Linked DNA regions of Homo sapiens: region 1 is linked to region 2. A link is a contact called in ENCODE Hi-C or POLR2A ChIA-PET data. All regions are on one chromosome and are shown on one strand. Each heading gives the region's core, a stretch centred on a gene start or an enhancer-like site at or near the end of the contact. The rest is flanking DNA. Distances are from core to core; before and after follow the strand shown.

Region 1 (5,591 bases), core at 395-2,894, 44 kb before region 2:
GGCGACAGAGCGAGACTCCATCTCAAAATAAATAAATAAATAAATAAATAAGTAAAATTAAAAGGCCGGGTGCAGTGGCTCACGCCTGTAATCCCAGCACTTTGGGAGGCAGAGGCAGGCGGATCACGAGGTCAGGAGATCAAGACCATCCTGGCTAACAGTGAAACTCCGTCTTACTAAAAATACAAAAAAATTAGCCGGGTGTGGTGGCGGGCGCCTGTAGCCCCAGCTACTTGGGAGGCTGCGGCAGGAGAATGACGTGAACCTGGGAGGCGGAGCTTACGGTGAGCCGAGATCACGCCACTGCACTCCAGCCTGGGCGAAAGAGTGAGACTCCATCTCAAAATAAATAAATAAATAAATAAATAATACATAAAATTATTATTTGGAGTTCACCCCCTTGAATAGCTATTTCAAACCGTAGAAAATTCTTATAGAATTGTGTGTGTGTGTATATATAGACATACAGAATGAAGATGACTCAATATGATTTTACAAAGAGTTTTAATACTTTAGAAGCACAACAGGGTGGATTCTTTTTCTTTTCCTTAAAAACTGATGTTGATATATAAGTATATTTTTTTGACTTTAGAAGAGAAATGATACACTGACATCTTGAAACGTCATTGGAAAGTGACAAAATTGATCTAGTGACTATAACTTTTAAAGGACTTACGTTAGTGTTAACATGATGACATTTGCTAATACATCAATCAACAAAGAGAGTAGATTTACTTGACAGTTTAGGTCTTTGACCCAGAGGAGACTTACTTTAAAGTTCTGTCCTACTTAAAAATTGTTATAAAAATCAGTTATAAGTGTGTTGACACTGTTGCAGCTGATGACCGCAGATGCACTTTTTACCCCTTGAACAGTATAAAATGAAATTGCTTAAGAAATGGGAAGGCAAAAGTAGAAGTAGAATATTACATGTGGTATGGAGAAGGCGGACTCAAGAACTAGAGATAAGATCACTTGTGTTATGTGTCTCATGAAATGAAATGTAATTAATTTGTATTTGAATTGGGAGCTTCAGTTTGTTTTAAATATATTTGTGTACCTATTGTTTTAGAATTCCCAAAAAGTTATCTACATTTTTGCTTACATTTCATGAAAACACCCAAAGAATGACTTGTTTACCTACATTTTTTTGTTTGTTTTTAGGTATTGGTTAATTATTTCTCAATTCCCAGGATTCCTTCACCCAAACTGAGGTGGTATAGAATAAATGATACATGTTTGGAGGGACAAAAGTCATTGTTTGAGGGAAAGAGTGATATCAGTATTACAACTGCTTCTGGCTGAACAGGTTTGCTTTTTAGTTTATAAAACTTGTTACCTACATTGGAGTCAGAGCTAAAACATAATTTTCAGTAGCTTTTGAAGTGTTTTATTTTAACAGCTTTATTGAGGTATATAACTCATACATGATAAAACTGATCCATTTAATATGTGCAGCTCAGTGATTTTTAGCATGTTCATAGAGTTGTGCTACCTGCACCACAATCTAATTTTAAAATGTTTTCATCATCCCACAAAGAAGCCCTGCACCCTTTAACAGTCATTCCCCATTTCCACCCCTCAAACTTTTTTCCAAAGTGGCTTCAGCCTTTTCATCTGCCACAGCAGCATGTGAGGGTTTCAGTCCACCTCCTCGCCCATGGTTTATAGCCTTAAAGTGTCATAAATGTAACTGTAGGAAGGTCATGGAACCCAGCATGATTTAGATTTTTGATTCACCTCACAGATAACTAGATCAAGGCAAAATCAACCTGGAATCAACCATTTTTTTCCCAAGATAAAGTCACAGGATTCTAGGCTCTTAAAGTGCTTCAGCACCAGACAATCCGGTAGTGATTGAGATTCAAATAAAAATGTGCTACTGTTGACCTCCTTTTATATTTCAAGTGAAAAGTCTATCTATGAATCTTTAAGGAGATGTTTATAGACAATGCTCAAATGGGGGTTATTAGGGAAAGATAATTTTGGGGAAGGGAGCAAAGGCAACAGGAAACTGTCAGCTGAAAATAAGATTAAATACTTGTAAATCACTTTGTATTTGGCAAAAATTAGTATAGTGCATATGTATACATTTCAGGGATAGAAATACTCAGTGTTCTTAAATGTCACACCTGCAGTTCTGACAGCCTATATCCAGAGCAGAAATTTTCAGCCAATGTAAAGAGTTGAAGAAACAAAGGATTGGCATTATTTGAGCAGAACTAAACATAATCGAAGGTGCTGGAACTTAAAGCTTTATTGTGAATGAAATGTAGTCTTTCATCAATAGTCTTTTTCGTTTCCCGAAGGAAGGGATTAGAACTTGCCAACTCTCCTTTCCCCTTAAACAAAACAGGTTCTGGCTTTAGGAGATATACTATCCTTTCTACTAATGATAATCTAATTTTGTTGAATAGTGATATCTTCTTATGGTTAATATTATTTCATGCTCTTCTCTCTCCTCCAAGGGAGGCTCATAATACATGTACTGTATTTAATTTTTTTAAGTTAAAGTTAAGAAAGATGCTTACAAGTTCAAGTTCAAATTCAAATTAATTCTGTGAAACTTCTTTAAACCCTGTAGTATAAAAAAACTGCCCCTAAATTAGTGTTCTTCAAATGATCTCTCAAAATGGTTTCTAATTTTGAGTTTTATAAGGTGTCTGGTCACTCAGAGTCCTGGTTTGTTAACACTCTGGTTGAAGGAGATTCCAAATTCTCAAATAGTTTACTAGAATGTAGTACAATATCTATTTCTTAGAAACACATTTTCATACATTTGAATAAGACTCCAAAACGTTGAATGTATGCATGGATCATAAATCTAAATAACATAGTGCCTTCTGATACTTACAGATCTTGTTTCATTCATTTATTTACTTACTTATTTATTTAGAGATGGAGTCTTGCTCTGTCACCTAGGCTGGAGTGCAGTGGCGTGATCTCAGCTCACTGCAACCTCTGCCTCCCGGGTTCAAGCGATTCTCCAGCCTCAGCCTCCTGAGTAGCTGGGATTACAGGCGCGTGCCACCATGCCCAGATAATTTTTGTATTTTTTAGTAGAGACGGGGTTTTGCCATGTTGGCCAGGCTGGTCTGGAACTCCTGACCTCAGGTGATCCACCCACTTCGGCCTCCCAGAGTGCTGAGATTATAGGTGTGAGCCACCCTGCCTGGCCTTTTTTTTTTGGAAAAAAAATTCCACCACTTAGATAATATAAATGATTAATTCTACAATATGTAGAAACAATTATTTCTTGTGGTTATAAACACAGACTTCTTGAAACACATTTTTCTTGAATTTACATGGAGAGTACCATTTTTCTAATCTTGTTTTGCTCTGTGAGCCCTGTAAGAACTGCCCTCTCCAACTCCACCAAACCTATCGGGCCTATCCTGATTACACATGTATGTTCATGTTATTCCTCTTGCCTTGGCCGCCCTTCTATGAATCCCTTCATTGTTCTTCACAACTAACCTACTTTATGAGGCCCTTCCACTCCTGCTCCCATCTTGAGTGCTTTCATTTCCTTCGACTCCTAAACATTTAATATCCATCCACTTGTATGGCACCCAATCGTGTACGTACTCTTTTGCACATACCTTTCCACGTGGACACACCTTCCCATGTACACATATCTTACCTTCCTAAGTGAGTTAAAAGAGTTCCTGAGGTCAGGGACCATACCTTATATGCCTTCTGGTCTCCCTTAGTAGCTAGTGCAATATAACTTAAATGTAAGTGATCAAGAACATTTTGAATAAAGACCACTTTCTTCTTTTTTTTCTTTTTGAGACAGCATCTTGATCTGTTGCCCAGGGTGGAGAACAGTGGCATAATCATGGCTCACTGTTATGGCTCACCTCCTCAGCTCAAGCTATCTTCCTGCCTCAGCCTCCCAAGTAGCTGGGACCACAGGTGCATGCCACCACACCCAGCTAATTTTTAAGACCACTTTTATCTTGCTGCATTTCTATAAACATTAGGATAAATGGGCTTAGTGGAAGTTTTAGTTAATTTGGAATTTTTATGAAAAAGAGTGCCAAATAAGGGAATGTATCATATTAGATCATAAGATATGAAGAAGGGAGGATAATAAGAAATTTTCATAAAAATAGATATGGCACATCTATATTTCTTATATTCTATGGTCATCAACAATATTCCTCAGCTTTACCTTTGTCCCAAATGGAACCAAGTGGGGTATGGATGGTTAAAATAATCAACTTGAAATTACTGCATACTCACAATATATTTATTCAGCTGCAGGTAAAGAAATGAGTACCGATAACTTAACAAAATAATTTACTGGGTTAGCTCACAAACGTGGAAGGTTGGAGAAACCAGGCTTCGGTATCTCTAGGAGGTCAACGTAGTAGGACTGACAGAGGTCTCTTCAGTGCACTTTCATGGGGATCCATAAACTCCGCAGATTTTCCTTTCCTTATATAGCATTTCACTCAAGATTCAGGCATTTCAATCAAGATTCAGAGTCCTGAAAGCCTACTGGCTTCTCTTGGGTTAGATGCCCTTTATTGCTCAAGGTCAAGGAAACTTAATTAACAGTCCCACAAGCCCTCTAGCCATAGGACTGATCTACATCCTCAAAAAGGAAGTTGAGCACCATTACAAAAAAGGAGAAATGAAGGCTAGCCTATTCATAAAATCACCTTACGCAGTACAGAATATCAGAAAAACAGCTGGTGAGAGGCACCTAGGGAATAGAGGAAGCCACGGGAGGAGGGTACTAGAGTGACAGAATACAGGAAATCACTCAATGGTAGTTTTAACTGTGTTCTATTGACACTACATGTATCTTAAACTCTGAGATGATGACAGATCAGAAGCTGTTAGTCATCGCTATAAAAACTTGCCTTTCTAGTCAGAGTTGATGTGCATGGGAACTTTGTATTTCCAAGGTTTGCTCTCTTAAATATTTACTGTGAGAATTTCTTTGGCTCTTGTCCTACATCCTGAAATGTCACCGAAGGCAGGGCATGGCAATGCAAGGGAGGGCGGAGGTGTGTGGTGTAGAAAGGCATTTTTGTCTACTTAGGTTTGAAAACTGGTAAGGGAGATAATTCTCTTCATCCTCCCCCATTGCCCGCAACCTCCCAGGAATACTGGCTTTATTCATGATTCTGGTGCTTTGTCTCTATAAATGTGTACTTTTCCTGAAGTGCTGTGATTGGAGCATTTGAATGAAGGACAATCTCGTATGCATTTGTCTTCACACAACCTCTTAGTCTCTTTAGATGTTTGGCTATTTCTATCATATCCTATCTAGTTTGAGGAGTTCAGACAATATTTTCTTTAAAGAGGATTCTGGACAGAAATTGTAAAGTACTAAATTGTCATTAGAAAGATCAGAATTGCATTGTTTACTTTTACAATAGAGTAGGTACCAGAGAGAGCAAATTTCCAATGGAGGGACATATTTGATTACTACAAAAGTTTCTGATTTGGAAGTTTGGATAATTCTGTTAACACAATCATATGGTTTGAGTGTCTAGATTTTATACCTACAGTTTTGTTCACTAATTGTAACATCTCTCTGTTTTTGATCATTAAATGTTGAAAGTTAATTTGTG
Region 2 (5,508 bases), core at 42-2,541:
AACCAGTCCAGTGACCTTAGGTAGCCTCGGTGCTTAGCAGTTGGTATAGAATTATCCTAACTCAGGATGTTCCAGGACATAAAGGGGAGCTCCATTTTGAAACAAAGGACATCTCATTTTCTCTTTTACTTAGAAGGAATATTATATTGAACACATAAAATACATGATTTACATTAGCAGTGCCATGCACTTTCTCCTTCATTAGTAACAATCTTGGGCGGGGTACAGTGGCTTATATCTGTAATTCCAGCAATTTGAGAGACTGAGTGGGTGGATCACTCGAGGCCAGAATTTGGAGACCAGCCCGGTCAACATGGTGAAACCCCATCTCAACTAAAAATACAAAAATTAGCCAGGTGTGGTAGCACATGCCTGTAATCCCGGCTACTCAGGTGACTGAGGCAGGAGAGTCACTTGAACCCAGGAGTTGGAGGCTGCAGTGAGCCAAGATTGCACCACTACACTTCAGTCTTGGTGACAGAATGAGACCCCATCTCAAAAAGAAAAAAATATCTTGGGACCGTCTGCTATATAGTCAATTGTATATGAAGGATGTCAGTAAAATCCCTCTTTGAGGAAGGAGTTTAATCGCACTCAGTTAAAATGATCAGAGCTCTATGAATACATGGATAATACTTGGGACTGCAGTGTACATACTTGTTAAGGTTGTGATTCCACAACCAGATTGCCTATCTCAGTCCCTGTGGCCAGGTGACTGTGAGCGAATTATTTAGCCTCTCAGAGCCTCAGTTTCCTCATTTATAAAACACATCATAGGGCTATTGTGGGAATTAAATAAGATTCCCAATATATATACCTGATATGTAGTAGATGTCCAATAAAATATTAGCTATTATTTTTGTCGTTGTCATTCTTAAATGTATTGCTTCTCTGTACCTGAGGGAGGCATCAAGTGTTCCGGGAACAGGTGTAGGGTTAATGTTTGCATTAAAGGGCTTCATTTGGAAGAATAATGAGCCTCTGTTATTCCTAATCACATAATTGTCGCAGCTTTTGCCTGTTCTTGTCAAAATCTTCTTTCCCTAGGGATTCATGACTCAGCACATTTTTTTGGAATTGCCATTCAGAAGCTTTCACACAAAACAAAACACAGGCCGTTCCTCCACAAATCAAATAGAAGCCACTTTGTAAATTGAATTGCTATGGGAATTTGAACTTTTTCTTCTCTTAAGAACTCTCATCTGAGCTGCTCCGAAGGTGGGCCTGAAATTAGGCAGAAAGCAAAATGATCCGATTTGTTTACCGAGTACTAATTGGCTTCGGCTCAGGGCCCTTACCTCACTGCTTTCCAGCCTTTGAGACTTACTCTTGAGGGAGTGCAATTTCTTGCCAGGTCTCCTGGGATTCTATTCCTAGTGGAGCTCAGCCGCATTAGTTGTTTTTTTGCTGCATGCATTCCTTGTCCTAATGAGTCATTTACTTTTATTCTTTCTCCTTGCAAAAAGAAAAAATAAATTTAAATTTAATCAGTTTTTAATAAAAAAAGATATTCTAAAATCTTTGGTAAGCAACATGTTTTCAATACATAATAATTAACCGTGGTCAAGTGCTTTCCTGTGATAGGTCACCCTAAAACTACATAGCCACAAAGATATAATTATTTTTTCTTCCTGGAAAAGTTCCTGATGTGATAAAGCAAGTTGTGATTCCTCCAGCTTAAATCTGAAAACTGCTGAATATCTACAGCTATAATAGGGCATTGCCAAGGGCAGCCCAAATGACTTTAGAACCCTAGCAACAACGGAGCAGCCATTTTTCTGGAAAGCACTCCCTAATAAACTTCCTGCATGCAAACTCTGTTTCATAGTCTCTTTCCCACCAGGAAACTGAGGACAACCGAAATCCCAACATGGTGAGATAATGCCAAGTACACAGGGTCATCAGAGCAGAGAGGGAGGGAGACACCTTTCTTGAAGGCCTTTTATGTGCCCAGTATTGTTACAGGTACTTCACAAACCATGTCTCGTCCTGTTTAAGTTCTAAAGGTGTTGGCAAGACTGGCTGCTCGACTGTCAAGATACCACAAAGATGCCTTCTTATCTTAGGACATTTGGGGTCTGGCTCTTTCCTGACAGGTTGAGGTACTTCATTTCTTATTCATCCAACACTTCTTAAGTGAGCCCCTAGTATGTGTTAGGTACTCTCCCAGGTACCAAGGATATAATGAGCAAGATAGACAAGGTTCCTGTACTCTTTGAGCTCATTGGTGCCCCAGAGCTGATCAGAATAAGTTAGATGGCAGTGCAGTTGTAACAGAAGCTTCAGCTCCTGTGGGAAATTCTGGAGCTGGGATGGTCCTTCAGCATTGGCCCAGTGGAGTTCAGTCATGTCTGACTCACATTAAGATTCCCAAAAGAATGGATTTAGGGGAGCAAGATGGCTAACTGGAGAAGCCTGGCACTCTTTCACCCCACATGAAAGAACCAAGGAAAGAAATACACAGCTAAAATTTGACTGCAGTGTTGAAGGGAGAGTGCTGGAGTACAGAGGGACAGTGGAGATACACCTGTGGTGATTGGAAGTCTAGGAGGGCAGTGTGGAGGTACCTGGTGTCTGCAGCCCTGTCTCCTCCACCTAGATCAGATTGGCCCAGAGATAGGAGGGACTTCCTGTTGCATGGGAAAGGAAGTAGAAGATCCTCACCAGCCCTCATTGATACTGCAGACAGCTACAGTCCTTACAACAGGAAAATTCTGCAGTCCTCACAAGTCCTGAGCCCAGTTTGGAGAGCTGCTGGGGATTCACTCAGCTGCATTGCCCCAGATTAGGAGCACAAGGTGTGTACTCCCTATCTACCCTCGAGCCTCTGTGAACCAAGCTGCTCAGCACAGTGCCATCTTGAGATCAAAGTCACCCCTTGAATGTACCCTGCTCTAGGGGCGAGCAGCCACTGCACCTCTCCAGCACTGGCGCTCCAGCTTCATTCCACAAGTCCGCACAGATGACTGAATGCCACAACACCAGCAGTGTGGAGCCAGAGCCCATAATCAGCTGTGACTCTGGTCCTGCACAGCCAATAAACCAACCTCTACTGCTGCACCTCCAGCCAAAAAATGGTCTGGCAGTCCCACCCAGGGTGACTCCCTCCCTTGAGCTGGCCAAACTGCTGCATACCCTATCCTAAGCAGAAGTGGTCCCTAAGCCTCCAAGCAGCTGATATGCCTCTGGGCCAGTGGAGTGGAAATGCGTCCAGGATCTGGAAACAGCCCTGTAGCAACCTTGCCCTCCACAGACAAGCCTCTGGACTGTCCAATGGCCCTGCATCCCCAACAAGGGCCTGAGAAACAGTCCTGCAGGTCACTCCTGGTGGGCATGCCTCCAGGCTAGCCAAGCAACTGTTCATCCATGTACTGGGCTTGAGAAACAGCTCCATGGGCCGCTTCTGGTGGGCACAGCCTCATGCCTGTGCTTGCATCCTGGACCTACACAACAGTGCTGGTGGGCTATTCCCTGCAGAAATACCACCAGGTTAGCCAAGCAGTCATGCAGCAACCTGCATGAGTCTGAGAATCAGCCTCGTGGCTCCCCTGACAAACAAGTCCCCAGGCCAGGTTGGCAGCCACGTGCTCATTTTTGGACCTGAAAAATAGCCTTGTGGGCCACCCACAGCAGATATGCTTCTAGGCTGACCAAGCAGCTTTATGTCTGTGTTCTAAGACAGAGAAATAGCCCCCTGGGTCACCTCCAGCAGTCATGCACTCAGGTCAGCTGAGAAGCTGTGTTACCACATCCTAGACCTGAGAAATAGCCCTAAGGGCTGCCCCTAACACATATGTCCCCAGACTGACCAAGCAGCTGTCTGCCTGCATTCTGGACCTGAGAAACAACTCTACAAGCTTCTCCGGGTAGGCACACCCCCAGCCTGGCCAAGCAACCATGTGCCTATGCTCCTGGCAAGAGTAGCAGCACTGTGGCCTCAATCCTAGTGAGCCAGTCCCCAAGTTGGCCAACCCACTGTGAATACGCATAAGCCCTTGGCCTGTGAAACAGCCTGGTGAGCCCAACACCAATAACACTGCTGCCACAACCTCTCTCAGCCTTGGCCACTGAGAAATTTTTAAATGCCACTAGTGTGGATTGTAGCTGAAGAAACTACACAAAGACTACACTGTTAAATCTACCTAGAACAAAGGCCAACATATCCCACCAAAATGATATCCCAAGACCCATTCATACAAATAAATTTTTCCTGACAAAACCTAATTCTTAAAATTGGAAGAGGTGACTTTTCCACTAGATGCATAGAAATTAACACAAGAACACATCAACCATGAAAAAGCAAGGAAACATGTCATCTCCAAATAAAAACAAGAATTCCCCAGTTACAGACTCCAATCAAGAGGAAATATATAAAAATGTCAGAAAAGAATTCAAAATAATAATCTTAAGGAAACACAGTGAGATACAAAAGAATACAGATAGACAATTCGATGAAATCAGGAAAGCAATTCATGATTTGAATAAGAAATTCCACAAAGAGATATTATAAAAAAGAACCAGACAGAAATCTTAGAGCTGAAGAATTCAAAAAAGAAATAAAAGGTACAACTGACAGCTTCAACAGCAGACTAGACCAAGCAAAAGAAATAATTTTTAAACTTGAAGACAGATTATTTGAAATAACACAGGCAGACAGAAATAAAAGAAGAAAAAAGAAAAAAGAATGAAGAAAGGCTGCAGGATTTATGAGACACCATTAAGTGAACAAATATTTGTATAATGGGCATTCCAGAAGGAGAAGAGCATGGAAAAGTTGAGAAAAATATATTTAATGAAATAATAGCAGAGAACTTCCCAAGTCTTGGGAGAGATATGGACATCCAGGTCCAGGAAGTTCAAAGAAGAAAGATTCAACCCAAAAGGTTCTCTCTGAGGCACACTAGAGTCAGATTGTCTAAAGTCAAAGACAGAGAAAGAATTTTAAAAGTAGCAAGAGAAAAGCATCAAGTCACATATAAAGAAATGCCTATTAGACTAATAGCAGATTCCTCAACAGAAACCTTACAGGCCAGGAGAGAATGGGATGATATATTTGAAATGCTAGAAGAAAAAAAGTGCCAGCCAGGAATATCACACCCAGCAAAACTATCCTTCAGAAATGAAGAAGAAATAAAATCTTTTGCAGATAAGCAAAAACTAAGGGAATTCATCACCACTAGATCAATTAGTCTTACAAGAAATGCTCAAGGGAGTCTGACATCTGGAAGTAAAACCACTATCATGAAAACTATAAAACTCACTGGCAGAGCCAATACACAAAGGAGAAAGAAAAAGGAATCAAACCTTATCACTACAGAAAGCCACCCACCTACAAAAATAAGCAATGAGAAAGAAAGTAAGGAACAATGAATATACAAAAGAACCAAAAAACAATAAAATGGCAAGAGCTAGATTCTTGCCTATCAATAATAATCTTGAATGTAAATGGATTAAATTCCCTATTTAAAAGATATAGACGGCTAAATGGATTTCAGAAACAAGACTCAA

What was found. Hi-C counts contacts between places; a loop is a spot of excess contacts on that map. ChIA-PET counts read pairs that join two places held with the same protein, here RNA polymerase II (POLR2A). Pooled maps may share reads with other maps.
Region 1: a map of endothelial cell of hepatic sinusoid shows a loop between it and region 2 (6-fold over the local background). The contact joins two enhancer-like sites. A Hi-C loop is called at or near these places in 8 of 168 maps with a recorded cell type or tissue (PC-3, astrocyte of the cerebellum, cardiac septum and 5 more), 2 of 37 single-sample maps with no recorded cell type and 1 of 50 pooled maps. POLR2A ChIA-PET finds 5 or more read pairs at or near these places in 4 of 52 experiments (GM12878, MCF 10A, WTC11 and 1 more).

What each region holds. Positions count from the first base shown.
Region 1 is chr10:59,688,389-59,693,979 of GRCh38, reverse strand. The region is part of intron 1 of SLC16A9 (solute carrier family 16 member 9); the gene reads left to right. Among named protein-coding and RNA genes, the nearest start is that of SLC16A9, 19 kb to the left of the region's middle. Within about 2 kb of position 1,644, at least 2 of the 41 ENCODE cell types and tissues checked have a DNase peak (open chromatin) inside an H3K27ac peak, as active enhancers do.
Region 2 is chr10:59,644,617-59,650,124 of GRCh38, reverse strand. It overlaps LOC105378319 (a long non-coding RNA gene), which reads right to left. Exons shown (of 3, transcript XR_945991.3): 3 at 1,347-1,455. Among named protein-coding and RNA genes, the nearest start is that of SLC16A9, 62 kb to the left of the region's middle. Within about 2 kb of position 1,291, at least 4 of the 41 ENCODE cell types and tissues checked have a DNase peak (open chromatin) inside an H3K27ac peak, as active enhancers do.